Regions from separate parts of the Mus musculus genome. Here region 2 is linked to region 1. Evidence: chromatin loops called from intact Hi-C (ENCODE). Cell type or tissue: heart. All regions are shown on one strand. Each heading gives the region's core, and the rest is flanking DNA. Links, peaks and the distances in the headings are about the cores only.

What was found. Hi-C counts contacts between places; a loop is a spot of excess contacts. Peaks named below come from ENCODE experiments on the same cell type or tissue, not always from the same donor. Only the 100,000 strongest peaks of a DNase experiment are listed, where the experiment ranks them.
Region 2: a loop joins it to region 1, with 7 times the contacts of the local background. A loop is called at or near these places in 11 of 42 quality-filtered maps.

The regions. Positions count from the first base shown.
Region 1 is chr11:3,379,676-3,395,775 of GRCm38, reverse strand. Limk2 (LIM motif-containing protein kinase 2) reads left to right here. Exons shown (of 16, transcript NM_010718.4): 2 at 2,760-2,859. Among named protein-coding and RNA genes, the nearest start is that of Gm51879, 13 kb to the left of the region's middle. In heart, for the core only: CTCF peaks have their summits at 8,531 (motif pointing left) and 12,372; a DNase peak (open chromatin) is centred at 8,515; H3K27ac peaks cover 989 bases.
Region 2 is chr11:3,445,656-3,461,755 of GRCm38, reverse strand. Rnf185 (ring finger protein 185) reads left to right here and starts at 8,800. Exons shown (of 7, transcript NM_001290472.1): 1 at 8,800-9,547. 8430429K09Rik (RIKEN cDNA 8430429K09 gene) reads right to left here and starts at 9,319. Exons shown (of 4, transcript NR_028317.1): 1 at 9,016-9,319. In heart, for the core only: CTCF peaks have their summits at 5,212 (motif pointing left), 8,012 and 9,503; DNase peaks (open chromatin) are centred at 5,205, 8,925 and 9,375; H3K4me3 peaks cover 2,794 bases; H3K27ac peaks cover 2,075 bases.

The sequences.
Region 1 (16,100 bases), core at 4,788-12,787:
TGGGACCCACAGTGGAAGGACAGAACTACTCCCAAAAGTTGTCCTCTGACTTTCAGAGACACACTGTGGCACCTGCATATTATTCCTCTGCCATTCACACACATGCAAGTGCACACACATCACACACACAATCAATATGGTATATGTAAGTCCCTCTGGTTAAGTAGGAGTGTAGCTGAGTCATAGAACCCTTCCCTAGCATTCAAGGAACCCTGGGTGATCCTCACCACACCACAGAACACGCATACATACATACATACACACATGTGTGTCATACATACATACATACATACACACACATGTGTGTGTCTCTCTCAGTCATCATCTTGCTCCATGTGTCTAATCTGGCCTGGGCCAGGTTTAAAGAGTAAAGTAAAACCTTTTTACTTTGTAGTTTTGAAGAACGACAGTGTATGTGCACTGAGTACCGCTATTCTGACACATAAAAACACACATGCATATACATCATACATGCAAACATATAATAATAAATAATAAAAGTGTTTTAGTGTACTCCTTTAATCCCAGTATTCAGGAGGCAGATGGAGGAAGAGCTCTGTGAACTTTAGGGCAACTTGGTCTACATTTCAAGTTCCAGGCCAGCCAGTGCTACATATAAAGATCCTATCTCAAGACAAAAATTATTTTAAAACGGAGCAAGAGAAAGACCTTCAAATTCAGGAAGACTAGTTGAAAGCTAGCCTGGCAGCAGGCCCCTTAAGCCTGGCTACTGGTGAATCGGGGAGAGGCAGGTAGATGGGCAAGTTCTAGGCTCGTAGTACAGAATGAGTTGGAGACCAGTTTGGACGCCGGAGTAAGATTCTATCTAAAAAGAGAAGGGCTAGAGTGGTTCCTTATTGTGCACAAGGACTTGGATTCAACCCCAGGAACACAAGAAAAGAAAGGAAAGCGACTGATGGCATTCACATGTCCTGAGCCTGAAGAAGCAGTGGAGAGGAGCCAGCTTGAAGTGCTGACAGCTCTGGGGTACAAAGACGACAACCCTACACTGGCTGCCCCCATAGTGCTGAGCAGTCTTGAAGTCCCCCAACCGTGCTTTGTCTATTCATGCCCCCTGTGCCTGTGGCAGTGTAGAGTTACCGAGAGAGAACAAAGCTGCATACAGAGTGTACAAGGGAGTCTTGTACCAACCTTGCCCCTGTTTGTAGAGTTAGGTACCACAGCTTGATTTCAGCTGCCTATTTTACTTGAAGAAGTTGGCGTTTGAGCCACACCAAGAGCACTGCTGTGATTGGGTTTCCTCTGTGTTAGAGGGTCATAAACTAGCCTGTACCAATCTTAACCCACACCCTGGGGCGTCCTTCCTCCTCCTCTGCAAATCTTCTCCAGCTTCCAAGGCTCAAAGCTCTGCTTCTCTATGGAGACTTTTCTGCCCTTATTTGAAGGAACAGTATTAGCATGGAGAAGAGAGAGGAGAGGCTAGTGTCGCATAAGCGCGCGCGCGCACACACACACACACGTGAACACACACACACACGTGAGCACACAGCCCTCAGCATTAACCCATCCATCCATTAAAAACTACAAGAGTAGTCTTGTAGTAGTTCTTAGCACAGGAGACAGGAAACATTCATTAAAGGCTTACTCTTCGACAGAATTAAGACAGATTGAGACAGTTCTGTCTCTGAAACAAAAAATTAAAACTGGGAGAGCGCTTCTTTTCCAGTGGATTGGCTCTTTAAACATCAAAGATGATGTAACCATCAGCCTGCATCCTGTGGTTTTGGGTGGAGAGGACCAGTGGGTTGGTTGGTTGAATGAAAGAGCTCCTGGACCAGGTTATGGGAAATTCAAGACAGAGTGTAAGCCAAACTGGGGGGAGCAGGGAGCGGGCGGGGGTGGGGGTGGGGTGGCGTCTGGGTACTATCAGGGAAGGAGGGAGACCCTTTCACATCTACTGATAAGAGCACAGGCTGAAAGGTCTGAAGGAAGTGATGGGTTTTGCAGAATGTTAGTAGATTTAGGTTTGGGGGAGGTCAGTTATATATAAAATTACATTCTTATTTATGGTGCATACTTTTAGAATGTTTTCAGGATCTCAGGAGAGACCACCATGGCGAGAAAGGTGCTCTCCCCACATGGGAAGGATGGGCAGCTCACTTTTATTCTAACATGAGTGGTCACAGCGTCTTTTCCCATTGGCTGGGGCTGGCTAGTTTTAGATGAATTGCATCACTGGACAGCAGAAGTGGAGCTGGCCCTGAAGTCACTTAAGTGCTAAGAACACAGCATGGTCACAGTATAAACCAGAGTCTTACCAGATTGGGGGGTTAAAACATTTGCATAAAGGTTTTAGAAGGTGGGGCAGATAAAAATGATTGGAATTCCTAGTCATAAAAGTTTTATAGTGTTTGGTATAAAAGACTAATGTTTAATGTCTTACACACACTGTGGCCTATGTGTGGCAGAGGGTGGAGTAACTTCTGCCTCCACCATGTGGGTCCCAGGGACCCAGCTCAGGACGGCAGGCTTGGTGGCCCTTACCAGCTGAGCCATCCTACCAGCTCCATCAGACACATTGGTTTTTTAATTGAGATTACTTCTGAAGCGAGAGTTGTCTTACCTAGAGAGATGTTGGCGTGAGGCTTGCCAAGTGTTTACCTGAGGTTTTGTGGAGGGGAAACAGCACTGGCAGAGCCTAATCCCTTCAGTGGAAGCTTCTGTTATTCCACATGACTGAAATTCTGTTCCTTGCTTCCTGCTACTTAGGGACTCTGACCGCCTTGGTTTTGTTTCAGGTGATGAAGCCTGGAGGTGTCGGGGCTGTGGCACCTATGTTCCCCTGAGCCAGAGGCTCTATAGGACTGCCAATGAAGCCTGGCATGGCTCCTGCTTCCGGTAGGTGCCTCTCTTTCCTTCCCATTGGGCTGTGGGCCGTGCACTGCTTCCACGTTCTGAGAAATGCAGAAAGCAAGCTCCTGGCTAGAGAATTTTAATCTTGGTGGGGCGTTAGGGGCAGGGAAGGAATGTGCAAGGAGGAACAGTCCCAATGCCAGATTCCAGTTCCGGGAACTGCAGACGGGTCAGGTGCCCTGGAAGAGCCAGGCGAGGGGAGGAGCTATTCTAGAGTTTCTCCAACACCCCTGCTTCACATCATGGAAGCAGGCCAGAAGGAGGGCCTTTCTTTCCCCATGACCACACCACTGCTTAGAAAGGTGCCTGTGGCAGCGAGGGGGGCTGGCAGTGTCATCTCTCCCCCACAGGACTCCCCACCCTGTGGCCCTCCTTCTTGTGACTGACTTTATTATTGCTTCCATAGTATTGTTGAGAAGCAGCTCTGTTTCTTTGGTTCATTCGCTTTTTGAGACAGGATTTCTCTGTGGAGCCCTGGCTGTCCTGGAATTCGCTATGTAGACCAGGCTGGCCTCCAACTCAACAGATCTGACTGTGTCTGCCTCCCCAAGGTTGGGAATAAAGGTGTGTGCCACCACAGCCCAGCCAAGAAGCCACTCGCTACCATGCCTGGCCATCTGAGTTCTATCTTGGCACTGTTGAATGAGAGAGCCAACTCCCGGAAGTTGTCCTCTGGACTGCCCATGCACACCATGTAGTGTGCACCTGCACATAGATACACACTAAACAAACAAACAAATAGATATGTTTTAAAAAATTTACGGGCTTTAAAGCCACATTGGTTTTTGCTTTCTGAGACTCAGTTATAAGGAACTGGAGATGTTACTAGGGACCTCAGCATGCAGTGGGCAGTAGGCACCCACTGAGCACCAGCTCCTTTCCAGGGCAGAAGCTTGCCTTTGCATACAGTTCTAGCCCACAGTCATTCCAAATGCAGTGCCTCTCCTATAGAGGTGGGGTGGGCATGCGTTACCCATGTCTGACAGTGAGATGGATGTTAATAGAGACTGTGCTGCACAGCTCCTGGCTCCCACACACAGCTCTGTGTGCAAACCCGCTGTCAAGTAGTTGAGCCTTATGTGCCTACCTCCCTCCTCCACCCACCAAGTTCAAGGTAGAGGCTGGCCACCAAAAGCTGGAGAGGGACCAATGTTTTCTGTCCTTTTAGCTTCAGTCCAAACTTCTTTTTTTTTTTTTTTTTTTTTTGGTTTTTTGAGACAGGGTTTCTCTGTGTAGCCCTGGCTGACCTGGAACTCACTTTGTAGACCAGGCTGAAATCCTGAAGTCAGAAATCCGCCTGCCTCTGCCTCCGGAGTGCTGGGATTAAAGGCCTGAGCCGGGCTCAGTCCAAACTTCTTACTCTATCTGTGGTTCTAATGGCCTTGGATTCTCCTCCCTCAGCTCCTGGGGAAGTGCGCTCTGCTTGTCCTGTGCTGCTGTACATAGAGAAGCAGTAGCTATCAGAGCCTTAAGAGGCCTGTAGGTAAAGCCTTGGCTGGTCTGTTCATTTCACGGCTGAGGGCAGCCTTGCTTTGGTATGGACCCACACGATCTAAAGTGTTCCTGATGGAGGCCTAGTCACATGATTTTCTGTCCAGATCAGCAAGCCTGGGTAGAAAAACTGCCCTTGTGGGTTTCTTTTCTTTGGTGGGAGGTGTGGGTTTTCTCTGTGTAGGCCTGGCTATTCTAGACCTTGCTCTGTAGTCCAGGGTTATGAGCTACTGTACCTGGCTCGTTCTTGTTCTTGTTACTTCTGATAACTAGGAAAGACTGCCTGTTACACCTGTAACCCTTCACACTGAGAAGTAGACTGTTCAGGGGTCACTCAGACTGTAGATGCCAAGAGCTGGTCTTTAGACTGAAGTCCTGAACCCTTTGCAGTTTTGATCAGATGTTTGCTTGTGAGGGCGTGAAAAGAAATGTATGGGTGGGGTGACATACCTGTCATTCCAGCTCTCAGAAAACTAAGGTGGAAGATTCTGAGTTTGAGGTCGGCCTAAGCTACACAGCAGTACTCTGCCTTTAAAAGAAAAAAGTATGCAGGTCGGTGGTGCCGCTGCTGCTGCTGCTGCTGCACACCTTTAGGGCCAGCACTTGTGAGGCAGAGGCAGTGAGATCTCTATAGAGTGAGTTCCAAGACAGCCAGGGCTACACAGAGAAACTCTGTCTCAAAAACAAAACAGAATAAAATAAATGTAAGCATGAAGGCACAAGCTATAGAGTGAGGTTAAGTTCTCAGGCAGAGCCTTTCAAGTTATGTGACTTCCCTGCCCTTTTAAAATGAAGATAAGAGGGGCTGGTGAGATGGCTCAGTTCGAGGCCAGCCTGGTCTACAAAAGTGAGTTCCAGGATGCAATTTTACTTTTGCCCAAGTCAGGTAAAGTCCTTTAGGGCTGGGAAGGGCTATTTGTTTGACCTCAGGGGCCGCCTGGGCTGAGGACGAGGGGATAAGGAGCTGAATAATTGTCTTTTCCAGTCTTTTCGCCCAGCTCTCCTGCAGCTCTGGTGAGGTTTAGAGTCTCTGGTACAGGCCCATGGGAGGCGGGCTCTTCCTTCCCTCTGTACTGCTGAGGGAAGTTCGAGCTTCACGACTTCTGTCCAGCCCTGCTCTTCCTAGCTGGGCCACAGTTAACAGGAAGCAGATGGCTCCCCTCAACACCTTTGTTCTCCCTGGGTGAGATTTTGAATGAAGAGACTGCTGGGATTTGGTCCAACCTCCACCCCTCCCCTCCTTCACTGTGTTTCATGGTGACCTAGAACGATGGTAGTCCCACCTCTGAGAGCCTTCCTTGGGTTCTCCAGTGCCCAGGACATCTTCAGACTGGAGCCTGGGCCTGTTGGGTCAAGTCCAGCTCACAGGCCTCCTGGAAGTAGCTCAGGGCGTTGGGCAGGTGGGCCAGGGTTCTTCTGACCTGCCAGATACATGGCTGACCAGCCCTTGCTCTCTTTCCTCTCCTTCCCACAGGTCCCGTTTAAACTGTGTGCCTCTGGCCTGCTTTCCCTTTCTTTTCTCCCTTTCTCTCTCTCTCTCTCTTTTTCTTTCTTTCATCTTTTTTTTATTCTTTGTTTTTGTTTTTTTGTTTTTTTTAATTTCTTTTTTTTCCCTTCCTTCCTTCCTTCCTTCCTTCCTTCCTTCCTTCCTTCCTTCCTTTCTTTCTCTCTTTCCTTTTTTCCTTTTTTTCTTTTTTCTTTTTTCTTTCAAGACAGAGTTTCTCAGTGTAACAAGCCCTGGCTGTCCTAGACTCACTTTGTAGACCAGGCTGGCCTCGAATTCAGAGATCTGACTGCCTCTGCTTCCCAAGTGCTAGAACTAAAGGCGTGCGACACCACTGCCTGGCTTTGGCCTGCTTTTCTTTTCATCTAAATTGAATCTAAATCTGGAGCTGTTCTCTGAAGCTCCTGGCCTAGGCCCCTCCTGGGGTCAAGAGTGGAATCAGACAGAGCACATGTTCAACACAGCTGAAGTTAGCCTGTGGAACTGTGAATGGTGGCCCTACTGTCCCATCTGTCTGTCTTGTTCCCCTTCCCTCCCCTTCTTTTTTTTCCCTCCCCTTCTTCTTTTTTTTTTTTTATTTTTAATATAAGATTTATTTATTTAACGTATGTGAGTACACTGTAGCTGTCTTCAGACACACCAGAAGAGGGCATCAGATCCCATTACAGGTGGTTGTGAGCCACCATTTGGTTGCTGGGAATTGAACTCAGGACCTCTGGAAGAGCAATCAGTGCTCTTACTCACTGAGCCATCTCTCCAGCCCTCTTCCCTTCTTTTTAATACCTTCTCATATCCCAGCTGGCTTTGAACTTGTGCATGTAGCTGAGGACGAGCCTGAACTTTTCTGATCCTCTTTGCCTCCCCTTACATGAGTGCTGGGACTATAGGTGTGTGCCACCAGGCCTAGCTTATGCTGTGCTGATTGAGCAAGAGTTTTGCTGCATAGAATGCAAGCATTCTGCCAACTGAGCTACACTCTAGTCCTTTTAAAATTTTGAGGTAGAGTTTTGCAGTGTAACTCAGGCTAGCCTCAGAATCCTTCCAGTATCCTTAGCTTTGGGACTACAGATGTGCATATCCTAACCTCATCTAGCCTCTCGAGGATTTTGTTGTTTACATTGTTGGGGATTGGACCCAGGGCCTCACATACTGGGCAAGGTGTTTGTTCTACCACTGAGCTGAGACTCTGGTCCTTATAGAATTCTATCTTGAGACCAAGTTGTCCAAGCTATGCGCTTCTCAGGCTAATCTCAAGTTTGAGACCCTGCTGTGTAAGCCTCTGGAGTAGCTGGTTGTCAGGATGTATCACCACAACCTGACTTCTTGTTTCCCAGTGGCTGCTACTTCTGCTTCCTCCTCCTCCCCCTCCTCCTCTTTCTCCTCTTCCCCTCCTTCTCCTCCTCCTTTTTTAAAGATTTACTTATTTTATATATATATGTGTGTGTGTGTGTGTGTGTGTGTGTGTGTGTGTGTGTATGCAGTCTTCAGACACACCAGAAGAGGGCATTGGATCCCATTGCAGATGGTTATAAGCCACCATGTGGGTGCTGGGAATTGAACTCAGGACCTCTGGAAGAGCAGTCAGTGCTCTTTCCAGCTAGTGGTTGCCTTTTATGGGGAAGTTTAGCCTTTTAAGCGGGGGTCCTAGAAGAAGGAGAAACTGCCTGTCAGTCTTCCACAGCCCTGAAGGGAACTGCTATTGTGGGATCTGGCCCCTAGCTCCCTTAACAAAGGGAACCTACCACCTCTAGGGCACTGGTGACTGTCTGGCCTCCTTTCTCAGGGTGATAAGCACAGACTGAGCTGTATCTTATAAGAAGCCTTTGTCAGTGTCTGTCCTCTGGGGTAAGGCAAATGCCAGTGGAAGATGGTCCCATCAGGCGCACACTGTGTCTGCTCCATTTGTGAGTCCAGCAGGGTGCAGCAAACAGAGAATCAGAAGCTGTAGGATAACAATCTACTGGCAACGGGTACCTCGGAAGTGCCAAGCCATATTAATTGTTCCCATCTAGGTGTGGTATCCTAGTTACAGTTCTGGGAACTACAAACATGCCAGATACGGTCCTTACTGTTTTACAAGCAGTCGCTTATTTACTCTTGAAGATAACTCAGTAAATGAGTTACTTGTTTTACCTACTTCAAAATAAGCATCCAGGATTTTTCATAGGCACCTGTAATTTAACACTTTGAGAGGCTGCATCAGGGTGATGTGAACCTGAGGCCAGCCTAGGCTATACAGTAAGACCTTGTCTCAAAAGCACATGCCAGAACCAAGCCAGGTATGGTGCTTCTGCCTGTAGTCTGAGCACCAAGGCAGTGGGATCATGGATTTATGGCTGCCAAGCGAGAGACCCTGCTTCAAAATAAACAGACACACAGATGTAAATAACAATAAAGCTAGAGAAGTGAGAGTTACCTACTAACATTGCAGAGCCAGCTAAATCTGAACCCAGGCTCCTGTGGTTGTGAGTCTTGGCATGCTGTCCTGTATTATGGGCGTGTCATTTAACCCCATTTCTGCTTCTGCAACGTGAGCCATGCACTTGCTAGTGTCAGATAACCTTGAAGTCTTCTTGCCATCCCCAGTGCAAGAGCGCTGTCAACTCCATGCCTTAGGTTCCTGCTGGCAGGCTGTGGAGCCACTCTGCCCTCTGCTGGTCACTGCTGGTGCTGGCCCAGGCCTGAACTGCCTGTGATGTCTCAGGAAAAAGATTGTTTATCCAGTTTATCTCTGAGGAAACCACAAACAGGCGAGCCACTGAAGCTGGCTGTTGAATGCTGACTGGGGCCTGCCTGACAGAGAGGAAGGACAGACACCTCTTCCCGTTGGAAACTCTGGGATGTGGCAGCATGTGACCTCAGTGTGCTTTAACCTTGCACTTTGCTTTGCTTGTAGACTTTAGGCAGGCAGAAGGGAAGAGGTGGAGGGAGGGGGCGGGGCAGCTATCTTTGAGCTCACAGATTGGTCTTCCTCTGCCACTAGAGTGCTGAGATTAAAGGTACGCAACACCAGACGCAGCATACCTCGAACTTTCTAGGTAACTAAGGATGACTGAATGAAGAGATCGTGGGGGTGGCACATGCCTTTAATCCTGGCATTCAGGGGGCAGAAGCCAGCGTGATCTACATATCCAGTCCAGTCAGGTATATGTAGTGAGACCCATTTCCAAAAATAAAAATAATAAAAAAGCACTCTGAAAATTCCACAGTGGGTATAGTGCAGAGGCACAGTGCTTGCTTCTCATATCCAGTGTCACTGCTTGACTCCATGAGTCCTCTGCTGGTGAAGGCGCTGAGATTAGGCCCTACTGGGGATGCAGAGGTAACGTTCTAGCCCAGTTCCATAACTGACCCAGAAAGCCAGGGACAGCAGAACCCAACATCCCTGACTCTGCACTGCAGTCTGACCTCCATTCATTCTGGCTCCTGTGATACGTGCTCTTAATGATGTAGCAGAGAGGACAGCCTGGTTGATCAGTCTGTTCACAGGCTCCTCTAGCCTTCATCCTGCGTGGCCTCCCAAGTGGGCCATGTGGGTACAAGTGTGTGGGTACAAGTGGCTGTGTGTCTCCAATCCAGAATCTAACTCGCCTGCCTCTGAGTGCTAGCATGAGCCTCATGCACACAACCTCATATGATGGCTACACCAAAAATATTGCATAAGGTTACCTTTAGGCTGAATGTAGCAGGGTAGCATGAAGCATAAATGAACTATAAGCCTATAAGATTATGTTCATATTCCACGAAATTGAAAACTCTGCAATAGTTCTGAGCCTGGGCATTTAGGTTGCGGGCTACTTAGTTAGTGGTGGCAGTGGTCGTGGTGGTAGTGGAGGATAGAGGATATGGTTATGGTATTGGCACAGAAAAGTGAATTAGTGTTCCTGGACAACTGTTGGAGTCCAGCTGAAGGGACTTAAATCACAGCTTCCTGCTTTATGCAAAGGGCTGTCTTAGTTAGGGTTTTACTGCTGTGAACAGACACTATGACCAAGGCAAGTCTTATAAAAAAACAACATTTAATTGGGGCTGGCTTACAGGTTCAGAGGTTCAGCCCAGTATCATCAAGGTGGGAGCATGGCAGCATCCAGGCAGGCATGGCACAGGAGGAGCTGAGAGTTCTATGTCTTCATTCAAAGGCTGCTAGTGGAAGACTGACTTCCAGGCAACTAGGGTGAGGATCTTATGCCCACACCCACAGTGACACACCCATTCTAACCAGGTCACACCTATTCCAACAAGGCCACACCTTCAAATAGTGCCACTCCCTGGTCCAAGAATATACAAACCATCACAGGGGCTAATCCCCACCAAGGAGAGCTCTGCAGGTTAAAATCGGTTGTACATGCAAAGTTCCTCACAACCTCATCCACAATCTTCAGCTTCCTGTGCCAGGATTGTCGGCCTAAACCATCACGTCCGGCTTTGTCACTTTTGGCTTCTTGGCTTCTATGACATCCACACACGCTCTTGTTTCCCTCCAGCCTCTTTGGTCATTGCAGGTTTCTTTTTCTCCCAGGCCTGTGGTGAGGCCCTGTGGTGCACTCCTCTCCCTGAACACTCTGATTCCTGCTGTCCACGACACACAGACCCTGAAGTGAGGGCCTCCTGCCCCAGCGCCCCTCTGAGCTCTAACCCAGCATGTCCTGCCAACTACCTAACACATCCCTTTTGTCGTTCTTATATTTTCAAATGGAGTCTCACAGTATTGCCCAGATTGTTTTCAAGTAATCATTGTGCCTCAGCCTCCTAAGCAGCTGGAACTCACAGGCAAACACTGCCATGGCCCACTTTAGTATGTCATTCAGATATCTTCTAGATACATTAGACTCAATTGGGACTTGCAATGGTCTCCCTTAAACTGGCTCCTCACCCACTTTAACCAGACTTCCAGAATGACAGACATCACCATCCCACATCTGCCTGTGTCACAAGTGTCCTTGGTGCCTCATGCTTTATAGCCCAGCCTGTCAGTTTTGGTCTGTTTATTTATATTTCCCTCCTCCTCCTCCTCCTCTTCCACCTCCACCACCACCACCTCCTCCTCCTCCTTGTCGTCGTCTTCTTCTTCTTCCTCCTCCTCTTCCTCTTCCTCCTCTTCCCCTTCCTCTCCTTCCTCCTCTTCTTCCTCCTTTCTTTTTAAGATTTAGTTAGTTGGGATTTTGTTGTTGTTGGTGGCTTTTGTTTTGTTTTGTGAGACATGGTTTCTCTGTGTAACCTTTGTTGCCCTAAAACTCACCCTGCAGACCAGGCTGACACCAACCTCACAGAGATCGTCTGCCTCTGCTTCTCAAGTGCTGGGATTAAAGGTGTCCATACCATACCTGCGTAAGATTTATTTATTTTTATTATTTTTATTTACGTGTGTCTGTATTAGTGTATCTACCACATGTGTGGAGATGTCCTTAGACACCAAAAGAAGGGGTTGAATCTCTTGGAGTTAGAGTTAAAGATGCGCGTGAGATACCTGATGAGGGCTGGAACTGAGCTTGGGTCCTCTGGAAAAGCTGGAAAAGCTCTGCGCTTCTGAATTGCCTCTAGCCCAAGCCTCTCGGTTTATCTCTGCCCGTTCCTGTTGTCAGCTCTCACCTGCACGGCTGTCAGTCTCCCCTCCACTGTACTGCCTCCTAAGTCACACATTCTCTCAAGCAGCTGGGGTGTGTGATGTATGAAACAGCCAAGGGGTGAGATGCTTTAGCAGTTAAGACTACTCTTGCAGAGGACCTGAATTCGATTTTCAGACCCGTGTCAAAGAGTTCCCAACTGCCTACAACCCGGTTCTAGGGGATCTGACATCTCTATCCTCCTCAGGCACTTTATTCACATGTACATACCCACACACATAATTAAATGTAAGTACCCAGGCTGGGGCGCATGCCTTTAATCCCAGCCTCTCAGGAGGCAGAGGTAGGCAGATCTCTGTGGGTTCGAGGCCAGCCTGGTCTACAAAGCGAGTTCCAGGCTACACAGAGAAACCCTGTCTTGAAAAACCAAGAAAAAAAAAGAAATTAAATAAAAAAACAAAACAAAAAAACAAAAAAACCACCTCTGGGAGCTGGAGAAATGGCTGGGAAGTTAACACTTGAAAGGGGAGCTGGCGAGATGGCTCAGCAGGTAAGAGCACTGACTGCTCTTCCAAAGGTCCTCAGTTCAACTCCCAGCAACCACATGGTGGCTCACAACCATCCGTAATGAGATCTGATGCCGTCTTCTGGCGCATCTGAAGACAGTTAAAGTGTACTTATGTATAATAATAAATAAATCTTTGGGCCGGGACTAAGCTAGTGGAGTTGACCGGAGTGAGCAGAGGTCCTAAAAAATTCAATTCCCAACAACCACATGAAGGCTCACAACCATCTGTACAGCTACAGTGTACTCATATACATAAATAAATAAATAACTCTTAAAAGAACACTTGAAAGGACCCGAGTTCAGTTCCCAGCACTCACATGGCAACTGACAACTCTCTGTAACTCAGTTCTAGGGGATCTGGCACCCCTGCTGGCCCTCTCTGGCATTACATGCTTGTGGTACATACATGTTCACTTAGTTTATGTGTCCTAAACACATTAAAGAGTAAAATTTAAAAATATGGTACTGAGGATGCAGCTCAGTGGTAGTTTACCTAGCATGCAGGTGACAGGCTCCAGGATATTCCTGGTTGCTAAAGAAAAAAAAACACCCCCCCCCCAAAAAAAAAACAAAAAAACAATGTGCACATAACCGTCCTATATCACCCTCCACAGAGGCCTGTGCCCAGAGCCTCTTGCTCTCTGCCTGAGTCTCACTACTCTTCCCTGCTGACAAGGCTTATATTGTTCTGCACCCTGGGCCTGGACTGCCAGCCCCTCCTCTCTTTGCCTAATTAGCCTCTGCACATAGTTCAGATGGTTCCCTGGACGGCTCAGAGATGTCAGTATTCCTCTCCCTTGAAACTCCTCTTGTAGTTTTAGGCTTATCTATGCAATTATCTCTGCTCTGATACCCAATGACTCCTGATGGTAAAGGCCTTCAGGGACTTTCAGGGAGGTTTTGTCCCTCATTCTGTCACCAGCAACATATCCTTGGCCTAGGAAGCAGAGATTGTTGAAAGAATTGCCCAAGCTGTGATGTAAGTGTGGCCTTTCCTGCACTTCCGCTTTCCGCTTCACATCCTTCCCTGAATGACTGCAGCTCCCATAGATGGCTGGGAGGAATTGGTTCAAGATACTGGGTTTTGGGAAATTGTCTGTAAGGTCAGGTAAGAAGATAACCTTTGTCTTCTGCTTTCAAAGGAACTGTCCTACAGTGGGGAGAAGTCAAGAGGCCTAGGGACCTGCTCCCCAGCAGCCTCGAGCTGCATTTCCTTGTAGGTACAGGCCAGACTGGAGCAAAACCTGGGGACCACTGGAAAGAAGAGCAGGGGAGGGGGCTGGAGAGATGGCTCAGCAGTTAAGAGCACTGAATGCTCTTCCAGAGGTCCTGAGTTCAAATCCCAGCAACCACATGGTGGCTCACGACCATCTGTAATAAGATCTGACGCCCTCTTCTGGTGTGTCGAAGACAGCTACAGTGTACTTACATATAATAAATAAATAAATCTTTAAAAAGAAAAAAAGAAGGAGAGCAGGGGAAGAGGAATGAGTTCAGCTGCCCTAGCCCACACTAATTCTAAATTGTAGTAAATGTGACCAAAAGCAACTTGGGTGGGAAAGGGTTTGTTTCATCTTACACTCGCACACCTCGTCCCTTAGGAGTTAGGACTGGAACCTGAATGCAGGAACTGAAGCTAAGAGTGTGGAGGGATGCTGCTCACTGGCTTGCTCTTCATGGCTTGCTCAGCCTGCTTGCTTGTATTACCAGGACCTAGTTGTGGCACTGTCACAGTAGACTGGGCCCCTCACATCAGTCTCTAGGCAAGAAGATGCTCCCACAGACTCGTCCACAGGCCAGGCTCATGAGAATTGTTTATCAGTAGAGGCTCCATTTTCCCAGATGCCACCAGCTGGTATCAAGTTGACAAAAAATAAATTAAGTAAACCGACTAACCATCAGGTGAGTATTAGAGACAGCCTCAGCTACACAATGAGTTTGAGGCCAGCCTGGAGGCTGCCACCGCTGTAGCCTAGAACTCTGGCTTGGGTGACAAGGGCATGAAGAAGTGACAGCCACAGGGACAGAGAAGCACCAGAAGCTCAGGATGTTTATTATATGGAGTTGGACACAGAAGAGGTATTGTCTACAGCTGAACAAGGTAGTGAGTTGTTACACAGAGATAAGCAGAGAGGCAGGGTTATTCCATACAGATGAACAAGGAGGGGCTTAGCTGATCGCAGTAGGAGCAGGCTCCAGAGGGGAGCAGGCTTCAGCCATGAACACCCAGGGAAGCAATCAAAGGTGAACATTTTCCACACACGCTGTCAGCATTTAGACTCCAAACAGAGGATGGTGTTGCAGTCACTTGAGCCTCACTGAGGTGACAGGGGACAGTGAGCCTTTGCCAGTTTCCCTTGTGTCTAAGGCTTTGTCCTCAAATGTCTGTCATGTCAACAACACACACCCACTCAGGACTTCACACACCCAGGGTTTCCTTCACTGCCCACACTTGGGTGCGTGAGGTCCTGTCATAAGCAAACAAAACAGAAGTAAAGACAAGTGGCCGGCAGTGAACTAGAAGTGAGAGCCGTGATGCCTTTGCCTGGGTCAGGTTGCTGAGTGTGGCCTGGCTACAACCAAGCTGGGTTCTACATTATAGGCATTATATTACATTATATTATATTACATTATATGCAGGGCTAGTTTGGCCGAAGTAAAGATCTCTGTGACAGTTCTTCTGATGCCCGTGTTAGCCTCTGGGGGGGTCTTTTCTTCTTTCTCTTTCTCTTTTCTTGTTTGTTTGTTTTGAGCTAGAGTTTTACTGTGTGGCCCAGGCTGGTTTTAAACTCTTAGGCTTGAGTCAGTTGATGTTCCCACCTCAGCATCACAATTGGACTGGGTGGGCTCTAAGTGTGAGCACCTCACTGCCCAGTGTAGGTCTCGAAGTCCTACCTATGCCAGGGATTTGGGCACACTGATTTCAGTTGTCAGCCTGTAGGTAGACAGTGATGTTGATAAACCATCAAAGCATGTCCGCATGTCTCTGGGTGAGGGTGTTTCTAGACCAAAGGTCAAACCCCAGGCCCAGATTAGGTTGATTCGCCAAGACGCCAGCCATAGACAGGTCTGTGGGTGGCTAGCCGGCCCACCTTCTTCTGACTACCATTGCTTCTTTTAGCATTGACCTAAAGGGTGTGGAATTGTTTTCTCACCTTAATTCTTTTAACAAAGAAGAGGCATAGAGAGGTTTAAAGGCTTGACTGAGATCACACAGTAAGCCATTGTCAATCAGGGAAGGATCTCAGGTCTTCTAATGGCGCTGCGGGCCTCGCCTCAGAGATGTGTTGGTACGGTAAAGGATTTCTTTCTCCCAGAAGAATGTCTGTGGGAATGAAGGCTCTGACACTGAATGTCAAACATTGTTTGCTGTCGTTTTGTGAAGTTTTTAAGTTAGAGGCTGGAGTGATGGCTCTGGTTAAGGTCACTTGTGCCTCCTGCAGATTTGCATGTTTCAGTTCTCAGCACCCACAGTTGTCTGTAAGTCCAGCTCTGCAGGTCACATCTAAATAATGTACATGGGTGTTATGTCTGCATGTATGTCTGCATCGTGTGCATGCCTGCTACCTGCAGAGGCCATTAGATCTCCTGGAAGTAGAGTTATAGTTGATTATGTGCTGGGATTCAAACCCAGAGCCACATCTCACCCCCTGAGTTTCCTAGCATTAGCGTCACAAAACAACAGTTCGTGATAATCTATAGGGGCCACCATCTGATTCTTAATGAACTTAGTGGTTAAAATGAGCAGGTCCATAGAGATGTGGCCTCAGGACAAGGGCATTGTCTACTGGTGGTGAACAGTGGTTGGCAAACAAACTTGGTGTGAACATAGCAGAGCTAGCTGTAGACTTGAATTGAGCCAGCACCTGATAATGCATATTGTCCTTGGTGCCTCAGCCTTTATATCCTGGCCATTGGGAGCCCCTGCTTGCTTCTGATAAATAGCCACCCCACCACCCCAGTTGCCTGTGAGTGTCTTTAATTACCCAATTGCCCCAGCCTGGTACACAGTGGTCTAGCACTCCTTACCATCCCTGCTTCCTTTGTGGTCACTGCTTAAGTGTGGGCTCCAGTGTGATATGCTCAGGGTTATGTTGTT
Region 2 (16,100 bases), core at 4,651-12,650, 66 kb before region 1:
GCTTTCATTCTTCCCCAGCAGGCCGGATCATGGTGAAGTCAGTTCTCCCAGAGTCTGCCAGAGTGTTGGTCTCTCATTTGGCCCCTTTCCGGGGTATGGAATCTCTGATTTGGATTCACTTGAGCACAAACCTGGCATCTGGCTGAGACATCTCTCCTACTAGGTTGCCCAGTCTAGGTACAACATGCCTTATTCTGAGCAACTCAGGTTTTGTGGGCCCCAGCTGAGGAGACCTGCCAATTGTTTCTGGGAGAATGACCTTTCCTTCTGGTGTCTTCCATCAGCCTGTGAGGTTGAACTGTCCATTTCTGCTTTACCATGGAGTCTCTCTCAGGTAGCACTGGGTCTTGATATCAATAGTCTTAGGGCCCTTTGTCAGATAGCCAGGTCAGCAATCTCACAGTGAAGGCAGCTATTTGTAGGGGAAACCAAATACCTTCTAGAAGGGCCAAGATTTTTCAAAAATATCTCTTCTCCCAGTGGTGAGAAACCCCTTTCTCTATAGATCATACTGTGGATATGGCTGGTAGTGAAAGCATCCTGGCTGACATTCGGTGTATGTGGTGGTCGATTTCCACTTCCCCGTCTGAGAGCCTGGGTCAGAGCAGTCAGTTCTGCTCTCTAGGCTGAGGTACCTGGCTTGGGCCCAAATCATTTCCGTTACAGTAACTACTGCATCTCCTCTGGTTTTGTCTTTCATCACCTGATATTCATGGGTGAGCATCTGCATCATCAGGCAAGACAGTAACCTAACTTCTCAAACTGGACTCGAGGGTGGGCCAGGAACAGGGCCTGGTACTGGATTACACAGTCAACAAGCAGCCAACGTTCTGGTGCTGGGAGGAGGAGGGCCTCAACCATGTTGTGGGTGTTGTGAGTATCAGATCTTCTTTTGTTTATTTTTGTAGCCCTAGCTGTCCTGGAACTCACTCTGCAGATCAGGCTGGCCTTGAACTGAGAGATCTGCCTACCTCTGTCTCCTAAGTGCTGGGATATAAGATCTTGACCCAGAGTTTGAGGCTAGCCTGGTCTACAGAGTGAGTTCTAAGACTACCAAGGCTACACAGAAGGGGGGGGGGCGGCAAAGATGGGCCAGGTTGCTGCCAATAGGAGGCTGAAAAGTCCATCATTCAGGTCCAAGACAGTGAACACCTATTTCTTTAGAGGACTCAGGCCCATGAAAATCAGAGGTCCCAGGCAGGAGAGGTGTATTCCAGGGTGACTGACTAGCTGGGCACCAGGATGCCTGTCTCTTTAATCCAGGTAATAGGGACTACAATTTCCCCTTCTGTTTCCAGGGTCATTGGGTATTGTTTAATCTGGAAGGAGATAGCTGAACTGGTTAGTTGAACAACCAGTTGAACAACTGGGCCAGTCTTGGAAGGTTGCTTGGTTTCTTCTGACAGAGGGTGAGACACCCAAATTTTGCTTGGTGTTTGTAAGTCTACCTTTGTCTCATCATCAGAGAAGGTGACAAAAGGTCACCTTCCAGTCTATGCAAAAGGTTTTGACCCAATCAATTCTCTATTGTTAACATCCTTTGAACTCCCTTCAGCAACTGGGACCTACTTAAACTTTTATATTTTTTAACTTTTTTTTCCCCAAATATTTGGGGCCGATTGGGTGACAAAAAGGCTTTTCTTTTTCTTTTTCTTTTTCTTTTTTTTAGCAGTTGTCTTTAATTCCTTTAAAAAGGACCTAGTGCCAGGCAGTGGTGGCGCATGCCTTTAATTCCAGAACTTGGGAGGCAGAGGCAGGCGGATTTCTGAGTTCTGGGCCAGCCTGGTCCACAGAGTGAGTTCCAGGACAGTTAGGGATACACAGAGAAACCCTGTCTTGAAAAACCAATCAATCAATCAATCAATCAATCAATCAATCAGACCTAGTAAGCTAGGCAGTTGTGGCACATGTCTTTAATTTAACCCCAGCACTCTGGGAGGCAGAGGCAGGCAGATCTCTAAGTTCGAGGCCAGCCTGGTCTACAGAGCAAGTTCCAGGACAGCCAGAGCTGCACAGAGAAACCCTGTCTTGAAATACCAAAAGAAGAAAAAAAGGGGTGTGTGTATGTGTAAGAGGAGAGGACCTCTAAGAAATGTTTTAAAGTCTCCTTGGTCACTGTTAGAAGGAAACATCCACTCTATTGAGGCTGTGTTGCTTGGCAGTGATTCCTCTGCTGGCTCAGGGATGGTTAGTTGGTTGGTTTGTTTTCAGAGAATGGTGGGAGTTTTTAGTTTTCCAATTACATAAATCACTGATTGATAAGGAGATATAAATCATGAAGGACTTATGAAAGGAGTGGAACTTTCTTTTTTCTTTTGGGCTCTGCCCAGGGGTTTGGTTCCCCTTCCTTGGGGCTGCTTAGAATGCTCACCTGGCGGAACTAGTTCCCCCCTCCCTGTGTGCATTCTGCTTGGATGGCCTTGTATGAGAGGCCCCGCCCCTTCCCACCTCCACACAGGAACCAACCCTGACTGTGAGCTTGAGTCAAGCAGCAATAAAAGCATGTGCTCCTGATCCTAGAGTGGGACAGGTGGAGGCTTGGGGGAGGCTCTGGGTGATGTGGCAGAGTCCCAAGGATTAGGGTTCCCAACAGGAGGTGGCACAGGTCTTAAGCTAGGTGGAGAGAGGGTCTCACATCAGAGAAAGCCACTGGATCAATACAGGGAAATAAAACTGACAGAAACACAGAAAGACACACACACACACACACACACACACACACACACACACACACACACACACACATCCCGCGCGCGCGGTGGGGGCAGGGAGAGGAAGAGAGAGAGAGAGAGAGAGTACAATTTAACTACATATAACTACATATCCATTTAGCAAAACAGTAACAGCAGATGCTCCCAGGGGGCCTTGGACTGTCCCAGAACTATGGACTTTGATGGGTTAGAACAGTGGCTCTCAACCTTCCTAATGCTGAAAACCCCTTTATGTTGTAGTGACTCCCAGCAATAAAATTATTTTTTTCCTGCTTCACAACCGTAGTTTCGCTGCTATGAACTGTCATGTAATTGTGCTTCCCTATGATCTTGGGTGACCCCTGTGAAAGGGTCAACTGACGCAGACATGGGTCGCGACCCACAGGTTGAGAACCACAGGAGTTTGCTCGGGCTTGGCAGGCGGTGCTGCCTCTATGTTGGGTCCCATGAGTGGCACTCCCTTCCTGGTGTTGGCTGTGCTAAGGTCCACCTGTGAGTGCCTGGGAAGTCCAGGTTAATGTTTTATTTGAGCCTGTCCTCGAGTCCATGTCACTTTGTTTTGCAGCATCTTTTATCTACTTTATTTTTTCCCTTCACACTCAGGCCCAACCATTAGCAATCAGTTTACCAAGCACTTGTTGAATAAGCTGAAGATGCTATTGGGAAAACAACCTGAATGCCAAGTAAAGCTACAGTCCTTATATATGCCATGTGAAACAGTATTTATTAACATTAAACTTCCGTCCATATGTAAATGCTATTATTAGTCTCAGTACTGTTCATTAAAGCTCTTCTGCATTCCTCAGCTCAGGATGCAACTTTAAACCATGAACATCTTGTGGCCATGTTCCTTTAGTCTCCTTTAGTCCCTGCTTTTTCAGCACTTGGATAGCTATTTTGTAGTAGTTGATCCAATGTTTTCTTCTGAGATTTGGCTATGCACTTTGGTTTTTTGGGGGTGGTGGTGGTGATGGTGGTATAGAGGATGAGCCTCAGAACTTCAGGAGTGCTACGGAAGAGCTCTGTCACTTAATGACACAGCAATCACACAGAAGTGATGTGTGCCCTGCTCATTGTATCTTATCAGGAGGCTTGTGATCGCTGCATGACCCATTGAGGAGATGTTGACATTGGTTGCCTTGATTAATTTGTTCTTCTGGACCAAGAGATTATAACAGTACGAGTTTTGCATTGTGGTGACTAATTGGTGAGAGGCACATCTGTGTAAGTATCCTGTTTCGTTTCCTCACTCCTGACCTTCCAAATCCTATTTACTACTTGCCGTTCTAATAAAAGGAGAGGCTGCAAGTTTCTCTTCTCCTTGTTTATTCTTTTCTTTCTTTCCTGTGTGTGCTTTGCTTGTTTTTGTGTATATAAGTATTTTGTCTACCTGTGTGCTGTGCACCATGTGCATGCCTGGTGCCCATGGAAGCCTGAAGCAGGCATCAGATTCCTTGGAACTGGAGTTACACATGGTTGTGAACTGCCATGTGCATGCTGAGAGGTGAACCCAGGCCCCATGGAAGGGCAAGCAGTGCTTTCAACCCTTGAGCCAGCTTTTGAGGCAGTATCTGTAGCCCAGCTGGCCTTGAATTCGTAGTTCTCTTGCCTCAGCCTTCCAAGTCCTGGGATTATGGCCATCATGGTCTGTCTATCTTTCTCTGTGTGTGTATATATATGAACACGGGGTGTGGCTGCACATGCACTAGCACATGTGTTCATATAGGCAGAGATTGAACTAGGGTTTCTTTAGAGGAGTCATCAGCATTACTATTAGTAGTTTTTCGAGACAGGAAAGTTTCTCTGTGTAGTCCCTGGCTGTCCTGGAACTGGCTCTGTAGATCAGGCTGGCCTTGAACTCACAGAGATCCTCCTGTCTCTGCCTTCCGAGTGCTGGGATCTAAGGTGTGCACCACCACTGGCCAGCTCAGGGGATGATTTTTAGAGGTCACTTCTCTCCTTCCATTATGAGTGCCAGGCATCAAGGTCAGCTCGATGGGCTTGTTTAGCGAGTGCCTTTGCTGGCTGAGCCATCCCACCAGCCCTTCATTATTCTTCATCAGGGCCCTCACAGCAGCTAGCCAGCAGACTCGGGGATCAGCCTTTCTCTGCTTTCCCTAGTCCTAGCACTACAAGCAAGAGCCACTGAAGACTGAAGTCACCATTGATGAGCCATTTCCCTGGCCCCTTTGTTTGCTTCTCTATGTCACTAAAAACTCATGGATTCTCTTGCTGGTTCCTGGCGGCTGGAAGGTGAGCTGTTCTCTTCTATCCTGCCCTCCCTGCCAAAAAAAAAAAGTTCAGAGATTTACTGTCTTAAAGAAGATGCAGCTGATGAGCCAAGCACAGCATCTGGGAGAGGAGGGAGTATCCTGAAGCAGGAGAGTGTGGTGCTCAGTAGTTTAGAGCACTCCTTTTCTCCCAGAATTGGGTTCAATTTCCATCACTCACATGGCAACTCACAGCCATGTGTAATCCAGGCCCAGGGGATCTTCTGCCCTCTGCTGGCCTCCATGGATACTGCATGTAAGTGATGCATACTAAACATGCAGGCAAATGCTCATACCAGTATAATTCTTGTTGCTGTTTTGGGTTTTTGTTTTGTTTGGCTTTTTTTTTTTTTTTTTTTTTTTTTGAGACACGGTTTCTTTGTATAGCCCTGACTACCCTGGAACTTGCTCTGTAGACCAGGCTGGACTCAAACTTAGTGACCTGCCTGCCTCTGTCTCTGAAGTGCTGAGATTAAAGGTGTGCCCCACAGCTTGGCATAAGATAAAATTTAAGAAGTGTGGTGGGGGGAGGATTGTAGGGAGTAGTGGGAGAGAGAGAGAGAGAGAGAGAGAGAGAGAGAGAGAGAGAGAGAGAGAGAGAGAGAGAGAGAGAGAAAGAAAGAATATGAACCTCCCAAGATACCAGCAATGGACTTTGCCATAGCAGAGCCAGGAATTTATGTGGGTAGGAACAGATTTGTCTCTGCACAAAATAATGGCCACCGTTGTTCATATTGTTGTGGGATCCGCTTAGATCCAACATAACTCAATACCGAGTCAGTACAGATGACACAAATTTAGTGTAATCAAGCCACTACTGACCCATTAGGGCCACAGACCAGACTTGGGAGCTGAACTGTGACCTTGAAGGAAAGTTGTACAGCATATTTAAAGGATGGAAGCATAACATGACAGGGGCAGGGTGGGCTGGAGCACTGTCTAATTATATTTTGACATAAGGGGTTGAGCAAGGGAGCTTCCTGCAATCAGGATGGGAGTTGGCTCCTAGGCCTGGGAATATGAACTTAGTTGACTCTGCCAGCCAGATGGAGAAGCTGTCCTTGTGATGGCTGGACTCAAGCAACTGTATCCTTACAAGTTGTCTCTGAGATGGCTGGACTCAGACAACTGTCTTCTAACAGAGGCTGTTCAGCTGTTGGGAAGTCGCCAGTTCCCATAGTTTCCCCTATGATTAAATGGAATCTGAAAACAAAATGGCAGTACTTAGGACTGCTTGTCCCTAACATTCTGTGCCAAGAATCTGGATGGATGGCAACATATAAGGGAGGCACAGGGGAGAAAGCCCAGTGAGTCAGCTATACACGGAGGGACACCTCTCTCCAGGCTGTTACTATGACATCATAGGGAAAAGTGACCTTCAAACACAAGATTTTTGGTGGAGAAGCCGGCGGTGCTATGTGGTGATGTTAGGGTGGCATCTGGGATGAGAGACTTCCACATGCATCTGAGAAGACTGAGCAGCCTTCGTGAGCCCGCGTTCCAGGGAAAGGGACCTCCAGACTGGATGGACAGCTGGAGAAAATAAACCACTGTACAGATGTGAAGCTGGAGCCGCGCTGTCTGCTCGCGTGATGACGTCATTTCAGAAAGCACAGATCAGGAATAGGCTCAGAATAGGATTCCAGAACAGGGGCCAGATAGCTCAACGGTCCCGAGTTCAAATCCCAGCAACCACATGGTGGCTCACAACCATCTGTAACGAAACCTGACTCCCTCTTCTGGAGTATCTGAGAACAGCTACAGTGTACTTACATATAATAAATTAAAAAAAAAAAAATTCCAGAACAGAGCAAAAGGCTTCCTCCTTGCTACACCCTCAGAGACAGGACTTTTGAGGGCCAGGCCACAGTACTTAGAGACTCACATACTGAAGCTTGTGTTGTCAGCGGGTGGAAATCAGGATATAGGTCCTAGCAGCTGGAACTGCTGGCAGTGTAAGCACGACCCCAAGTCATCTGAAGGGGCTTCAGGACTCTAACTGCCTTTGGTCCCTCGGTGATTAGAATGGCCAGAAGTCCCCAGAGGGTACTGAGGAGTCCCCAGGACCTCCAGCAAGCCAGTCCACTGTGCTTTGCCTTTGGCTAGCACAGCTCCCCAGGGACAAGGTAGGGACTCAGGTCTTGTCCTGACTCAGCCTGGTAAACTGTACTGGGATCCAATGTAACAGGAGATAACAACAATAGCAACAACAAAAGATACATCAAGATTAACATGGACAGGAAGTCAGTTTGTAGAGAAAGGGCTGTAAGAGACCATGCACCAGTATGGTGGATACTTTTTAGGGACTTTGCTCAGCTTACTAGCCCACTTCCATTCTTGGGTAGTTTTGTTTTTTTATATGTATGAATGTTTTGTCTAGAAGCATATATACTCACATGTTCATGCAGCACCCAGGGAGGCCAGAAAAGGGTATCAGATCCCATGAAACTGGAGTTAGGTAAGGTTGTGAATCACTATGTGTGTGGTTCCTTGGAATCAAACCTGGGTCCTCTGGTTCCCCGTCTTCACAGCTGAACCATCTCTCCAGCCCGTTTTCACCTCCCTCCCTTCCTTCCTCTCTTCTCTCCCTCTCTCTCCCTCCCTTCCTCCTACTCTCTGTTTTTTGTTTTTGTTTTTTTGAGCTGGGTTTCTCTGTGTAGCCCTGGCTGTCCTGAACTTGCTTTGAAGATCAGGCTGTCCTGGAACTCACAAAGATCTGCCTGCCTCTGCCTCCCAAGTGCTGGGATCAAAGGTGTGCACCGCCAATACCACCTGTCCTTTTCCATTTCTTGATAAGTTGTCTAATTTTATTCCATGCCTAGTTTAAAAGGTGTGACCTTTTCTCCATCTTCTGGCAGCTGTTAGAGTTTTCAACTAGCCTTGATTGCTTTTTTCAAACTCTAATAAAGTTGTCCTGAGCTTCCTTTGAGTCTCTTCTAAATTCTTGTATTAATGATACTAAGAACCCCCCAAAGAATCTTACTTTTTCCAGGAACAGAAGGAGGAGGAGTATTCTGACCGATCCCTCAGGTCCCCCACAGGTGGAGCTAGAGATTGATAAGGTCAAGGACTCTGGGGAGAGGATGCAGGCTCACCTGCCATCTGGCGTTTGGGCTTTCACACTGGCAAGCAGAAGCTGAAAGCCATCCAGTACAGGATACAAGGCCGGTGTGCCAGCCCTACCTCAGCTTACACACAGGAATGCTACTGCTACTGCTTGTCCGAGGCAGGACGGAAGTCCCTTCTTGTTCTACAGAATGAGGTGTGCCGGCTCTCCACCCCCCACTCCCCCCACCCCTGCAACAGCACAGCTATGCAGCTTTGTAGGAGCTGCACAGCAAAATCACTCACCTGCACTGAGCACTGTTGCACTGGACTCACATGTTTTTATATATGGAAAGCTAAAACACCAATTTTTCTAGTTATTTTTAAATATAATAAATGCACTTGCTACTGTAAAAAAAAAACAATCCCTCATTGGTTACAAGTTCATCTAATTAGTTTTAAAATAAATTACCATGTATTTATTAAGTGTCTCTGTATACATGTGAAGGTCTGATGACAACTTGCCAGACTCCTTTCCTTCCACCGCTGGGTTTCTGGGGACTGAACTAGAGTTGACAGGCTTGGCAGCAAACATCTTTACCTCTGAACCATCTCATGGGCTCCAATTAGTTATACTCTTATTACCTTTATTATTTTGATACTGAAATTTCACAGATTTGGCTAGTAGAGTCTTCAAGAGAGCTCCTGGGTCGTTTTGCACATTCTCATCCATCACCACTGTTAGCATTCCTTCTAGGCTCCGCCCCACAGTTACCTGGCAACAGCGAGGTATGCCCGGCTTACTATAAAAGGGGCTGTTCGCCCCCTCCTCTCCCTTACTCTTTGCCCCCTTCCCCCTCCGCCCTCTCTCTTCACGCGTTCCTGGCCGGCCTCTCTCCCTTCTCCTCATTCTCTACTCCCTTTCCTACTCCACTTCCCATGCCTCCTCCTCCTGTTCTTCTTCTTTATAAAACAGAACAACCACTGACCTTACTTTCTTGTACAAGGCATTCCAAACTGGTATTTCTAGAACTGGCTTTTTCATCCGCCCATTATTTTTGCGACACGGTCCCATGTATCCCAAGCCTGCTTCGAAAACGACATTGAAGTTCTGACCCATCACCCGAATGAATGCTATGATTAGCTGGCGGGTACGCACATATTTATTCCCACGTCTTCACGCGGGCGAGGCGAGCTCGCCCATCCACCGAGCTGCCTTCCCTCCTCTTCCAGCGCTAGGAAACCCTACGGAAAGACCAGACGCCCTCCCCTTCCTGTCCCGGGGCGGAACTTACCAGCCGGGCGCCTGGGCCGGAGAGCAGCGCTGCACACCAGCCTTTTCCGGCTGGAACCGGAAGTTGTTCTACTAGAGGCGGCTCCGCGTCAGGTGACCAAGTTCCCGGTAGGAGGGGTCGGAGGTTCAATCTTTCTGACTGACGCGTCTCTAAGACTGGCTCGGCTACTCCGGGACGGGGGAACGGACAGCTGGCGTCGCTGGCGCTCGCTCTACCGCGGCGGCAGGTAGGTGACGAGCTGGGACGGCGGGCCCGGGAGGCATGGGACCCCCTTCCCAGGCTCAGGGATCTGAAGCCAAGGGCCAGGAGTCATCCAGTCTGGCTCTGTCCAGGTCCCAGAAGGAAGGTCAGACTGGCATCCGTGGGTACAGATTGGGCAAACTAAGGCCCCAGAAAAGGGAAAGAAGGGTGCGCACAAGCTCCCCTTCCAGACGGGGCTCGTCCTGACTCCCGTAGCCTCGGGGGCGGGACCGCCTCTCTCGTGGGTGGCGATTTGGTGGAGTGGAAAGATGAGGAATGCGGTGAACAGATTTGGGGTGAAGCGTAGGAGACCTGGACTTGAGTTCGCTGCCTGCAGCTCACTGTGCGTTCGAGGCCAAGTCTTTGACCTCCCTGAACCTAGTTCCCACAGCTGTACAACCGGGCACAGCTGTCTCAAAAGCGTGGGCCTCCACAGCACCTGCTCCGAAACCCTCCGGGATGCCGGCTCTCCAGCCCTGGGCTTTTCCCACAGCTTGTTTCGAATCTGGGTCTGGATCCTAGGAAACCTTATTTTGAACGTTCTCCTCTGGAGTCCTACTCGTGTTTGAAGCCTGCTCATCCGAAGTGCGGTCCCGCTGTGAATGCGGTACTCGATTCGAGGCAGCTGGAGCCGGCTCGATTCTATGAAACTTCTAGCTTAGGAAAGAACGCCGGAGGAGAATAACTAACTATCTTTAAAAGCTGGCGCGGGGTGGGGGTGGGGGTTGGGTGGGGGAGTTATGGCAAAGAGGCCTCCTGCTTGATCTTTGTAGCTGAAAGAGGTACAGCTACGATTAATAGGTAGGTTCTAGGGGGAAGACACATGTGTACTTACTATTAAGAATTTAACGGAAGAATTATCAGAGGTGACGACTGATGGGGATTGACTGTCTCCTTGGGAAAGGAAGTATACAGGAGGCGGCCCTTTCCAATTTAAAAGGCTCGTATTAGTATTTATTGTGACTCTTACCTCTCCACTGATAACTCTGTCTTCAGAGTGTATGTGATACTTCTTTTGTGGTCTGAGACAGGGTCTCAGGGATCTCAGGCTGTCCTCAAGCTCCTTTTGTAGTTGGCCTTGAACCCGGATCCTGCTGTTTCAGTCTTAAAGAGTGCCAGGATCACTCGTTACTTAGTACCATTATGCCTACAGAATGTGACATTTCTTTGTCTTCCCTTCTGGACTCTCCTCCCTAGTTTATATCTCCTATCAATAAGGCCAGCACACTTGATCTTATGTAATCTTTTACTGGTTGTCACATTTGTCATCCTTCTTTTCATCATCCTTTTTGGAATGATCCATTATCTGATAAAAATTATCCAAAGTATATGTTGTATTAATAAACAGGAAATAAAAATTAATTAACTAAAATTAATACATTGGTCAGTTAGTAATTTTTGTTTTACATTTAAGTTTTTAAAATTTATTTTAAGTCGGGGTCTCACTCTGACATTCAGCTCAGGCTGAGAACAATTTAGAAAGTCAGTCTCTGTCTGTCTTATCTGTGTCTCTCTGTCTTTTTCTCTGTCTATCTCTGCTCTCTTCCTCTCTGCCTCCATCCCTCTCTTCCTTTTCCAGAGTATTATTATGTAGCCCAGGGTGACTTCAAACTGGTCCCCCTGCCTTAGCCTCCCAAATGCTGGGATTGCTTGTTTTGCCCAAGGCTTTGCTTGCCAGTGGGCTCTGATTACAGAATGGAAGGCCAATTCAGTTGTTTGGGTCAGTCTTCTCTCTGGTTTATAAACTGAACTTTAATTCTTTGTCTAGCAGTGTGTGTATAGGTGTGAGAGTGTCTGCAGTTTTTAAGCTAGCTTTCTGGATGCCCAGCACATATGACCAATTCTTTTATGGTCCTGACTTGCATACCTATAGCTTTGTAATCTAACTTTAGATTTCCTTATTTTGCACTTTACCAGACACTAAGTAGATAACTTTTCCATCTCCCATTAGAGTACTTAAGAATGCTTATGTTGTCTGGAGAAGCAAAGATTCCATATTATGACCCAATTCTGCTGACACTTCCTCCACAAAACAAAAGGTTGGGGTTGAACCAAAAGTTCCTGCCTGTTTTCCTGTTGTTTATGTTTCTCAAGATTAAAAAAAAAAAACAGTTGTGAAATGGTCATTCAGTTGTTACCTAACATTCGAGATGGTTTGGCCTTAGACTCTATTGTCATCTCGGTGGTAAGGAAAATGCTCTTAATTTGTTGGATTTTTAAAAACTTACTAATTTGGGGGTTTCTTTTAAAGGGATACTTGATTGATGTAAATGTGTTCTGCTGGCCTGTGAAAAATAAATTTGATGGTAAAAATAAGTTTAGGAAAAGCTACTGGCCGTTACCCTTTCTTTTTGTTGTTGTTGTTGTTTTCCAAGACAGGGTTTCTCTGTGTAGCCCTGACTGTCCTGGAACTCACTCTGTAGACCAGGCTGGCCTCGAACTCAGAAATCACCTGCCTCTGCCTCCCGAGTGCTGGAATTAAAGGCGTGTGCCACCACGCCCGGCACCATTACCCTTTCTTAGTGTTGTAATGCAAGTTAGAGTTCTCACAATAAAAATTCAGGCTTTATAGTAAGCTGGCATAATGTTTTGCTTGCTTGGTGTTACCAAACTTATTTGGTATAAAACCTCTTTTTTTTTTTTTTTTTTTTTTAAATCCTTAACACAGGGCCTTTCTCTGTAGTGTCCAGGGTGGCTTTAAACTTTCTCTCCTGCCCCAGCCTTCCGTACTGGGATTACTGTGCTCCTGCTCAGGGTTATTTTTATGTTTTGTTGTGTTTTGCTTTGCTTTGTTTCGTGTGTGTGTGTGTGTGTGTGTGTGTGTGTGTGTGTGTTCCAGGCCGAGTTTCTCTATGTAACAGCCCTTGCTGTTCTGGAACTCTTTGTAGACCAGACTAGCCTCAAACCCATCAAGATCTGTTTATCTCTGTCTCACCAACACCAGGATAAAAAGCATATGCTCTGTAGTTTTAATTGAAAAACAAATTGGCAAATTCTGATCCGAAACTTAGGCTTGTAGGCCAAATCTACCCCATGGCTGTTTTTTTGCATAGCCTCAGAGCTAAGAATCACAGCACACACCCCCAACTCCTATCCCCCCACACCCCTACCTCATTCCCACTCCCCATCCAGGCTGATCTCAAATTTGTGGTTATCCTCTTGTCCAAGTGCTAAGATTACAGGCATATATCATGCTTGTCTGGCTTTAAATTTCTTGTGTTTGAAGGAGGCTGTGTATGTGTGTACAGGCATTTGTTTGCTTTCTGATTTATTTACTTATTTGCTTTTTTATTTTGAGCCAGAGTCGCTCGTTGAGCCCAGCGAGGCTGGCCGGCCAGCAAGCTCCCAGGATCTATCTGTCTCTTCTCCCAGTCCTCAGTGCTAAGGTTACAGATATGTGCTGCAGGGCCCAACATTTACCTGTGTGCTGGGAATCTGAACTCAGATCTAAAACTTGTGCCGTACCACAGCACTTACCATTGAGCCATCTTCCCATCCTGGCTTCACATTTCTAAATGGAGATCTAAATCTAAATATTAATCCCAAACCGGCAGTAGTGGCCCATGCCTTTAATCTCAGCACTTGGGAGGCAGAGGCAGGTGGATTTCTAGAGGCCAGTCTGATCTTTTGAGTTTCAGGGCAGCCAGAACTACATAGTGAAACCCTGTTTCAAAATCTCAAAACCAACCAACCAACCAAAACATACATACATACATATATATATGTGTGCATGTACCCTCTCATGTTTTTGATATACATTTCCCTCAAGACTGACAGTATTGAGCATATTTTCATGCTTGCCATCATCTGAACATCTTGTAAGTTTTGTACATTTTATTGTTTGTTTTTGTTTGTGTATATCCATGTGGCACAGTGCAGGTGTGGAGGTCGGAAGATAACTTGTAGAATCAGTTCTCTCCTGACATTTGGGTTTATGAGGATTGAACTCAAGTTGTGAGGCATGACAGCAAGCACCGTTAGCTGCTAAGCTGTCTCTCGGACCTGCTCATCTGTATATCTGTGTGAGAGAATATTCATGCAGTTCCTGTTCTCATTCTGTAATTGGGCTATTTATCCACAGCTATAGATGGGGTCCCTGAGATCCCTAGAAGTAACTCGGAATGAGCTGAACGGCACAATGGGACATGCCAGCAACTTTCTTAGCTCCATGAAACTGGATTTAGACATGCTAAAGCACACAATAATGTGTCCACTTTAGACTGCTGATCATTTAGAGTTAGCATAACCCCAACCACTGCTAATGTGAGCAGCCATGTTCCTGCAAAAGGGGTACTACTTGTGCCCCGAAAACAGTATCATCGAAGATGTGGTTAGAGCGTGTGGAGATCTTTGTGTCTGGGAGAACTTGTTGCTTGTCTGTCATGGGCAGAGAAGAGAGGGTGCTTGGCATTGTAGAGTATTTTGGGTGAGTGTAGGCTCAGGGTTACAGAACTGCTGGCTCACCGTGCTGCTTCTGACTGCCTCTGACCTTAACCACAACATCTTAAATTCCCCCACCCCCACCCCCACACCCCGAGACAGAGTTTGTTTGTGTAGCCTTAGCTGTTCCTAGAACTAGGAACAGCTTGTGTAGACCAGGCTGGCCTTGAACTCAGAGAGATCCACCTGCCTCTGCCTCCCAAGTACTGGGATTAAAGGCACGTGCCACCACTGTCCAGCTGCACCATTTTGAATATTAAAACAAATACCCCAGTCTTTTAAATTGTTAAAGATTACTTTCTTTGGAAAATTTAGAAAAGTATCCCTCTTACCCACCCTGTTATCTCTGTATTAACACAAGAGAACCTTTGATATAGTTGTTCTTAATTCCTTGTTTCTTGTCAGTGGGTACAGGGCAGGTGTGTGTGTATGTGTGTGTGTGTATCTGTCTGTGAGAGACAAAGTGTGCATGCCAAGTGTGCATGTGGAGATCAGAGGACAACCTGTGTCAGTTCTCTCCTTGATACCTTGCTTGTTTCCCACTATCTATGTCAGGCTAGGTGTTCTCCCTCCCAGTAACTTCTAGTATCCTGTCTGTCTTTATGAAGTTGGTTGTTTCAGGCATTTCCTGTTCACACAATGAGTGACTTTTCATGGAAATAGAAATATTTCCCTGAGTTCTGGGATTATAGACATATACCACCATTCTTGGTTTATGCAATGCCAGGGCCTGAGTTTTCAGAAATCCTCCTGTCTTTGCCTCCTATCTCCCTGTAAAAGTGCTAGGATTTTGGACACTTTCCTTACAATGTCTGATCTTCCCTGGGTTCTAGGGATTCAAATTTGGGTTGTAGTGCTTACTCAGCAAAGACTTTTACCTGTTTAGCAATCTTCATAACTCACCCTTATGGTTGAACCAGTTGGTATACATAGTGCTGTATTTCACTTTTTTCCTTATCATTTTTTGAGATTGGGTCTTAATAGGTTGTCTAGACTAGTTACAAACTCCTGACCTTAATGGATCTTCCTGCTTCAGTCTCCCAAGTAGCTGGGATTACTGGTACCTGCCATTAGCAGGTAGCCTGTTAACATATTAATGTTAATGTCTTTTTGTTCTGGCCAGTTTTTTTTTTTTTTTTGTAAGCATCAGTTGTAATGTGTGAATGAATTTCCATTTTCTTAACTGTTCAGTTAAGTCAGTAAAAACAGACATAATGACTGTGATAACCACTCAGCATGCAATCAGTAGGGTAGGACAATAACAGATTTGTTTGTTTTGAGATAGGCCTCTTAGCCAAGGATGGCCTTGAACTCCTTATTCTTCTGCCTCTTCCCAAGTGCTGGGATTACAGGTATGCTCCGCCACACCTAACAGGTTTCTTTTTAAAAGACTTCTTTTTACTATTAGCAATAATAAATGTGTGTGTGTGTGTGTGTGTGTGTGTGTGTGTGTGTGTGTGTGTGTACTTGCCTACACGCAGTGCCTCTGGGAGTTGTATGTGGTTGGTTATGATCCACCCATCATGGGTGCTGGGAACTGACCCCAGGTCTTTTGCAAGAATAGTGTATTCCTGAGCAATGTCTCCAATCCTAAAAACAAATTAAAACAAAATCTCTTTTGAATTGTGGTTATAGATATATATATGTAATATTATATACATATATTATATAATATATATTTAGTAACCATTTTATTGGCTTTGAGGTATCTAAGTTATTGCTATTAAGTACCTTTATGATTTTTTTATAGTTTTTGTTGTTGTTTTGTTTTTTGAGTTTTTCGAGACAGGGTTTTGCCATGTAGCCCTGGCTGTCCTGGAACTCATTCTATAGACCAGGCTAGACTCGAACTCAGAAATCCACCTGCTTTTGCCTCCCAAGTTCTGGGATTAAAGGCATGCGCCACCACTGCCTGACTCCCTGTATAATATTATGTGACACCTATCACTATAGATCTCTAAAGCTTAGTCAACTCACATAGAAGTTGTGCTCACTGAGCTGCAACTGCAGTGTTCTCCCTCCTAATACTTCCTGTATCCTGTCTGTCTCTAGGAGTTTGGTTGTTTCAGGTATTTCCTATTCATATGAGTGACCTTTCG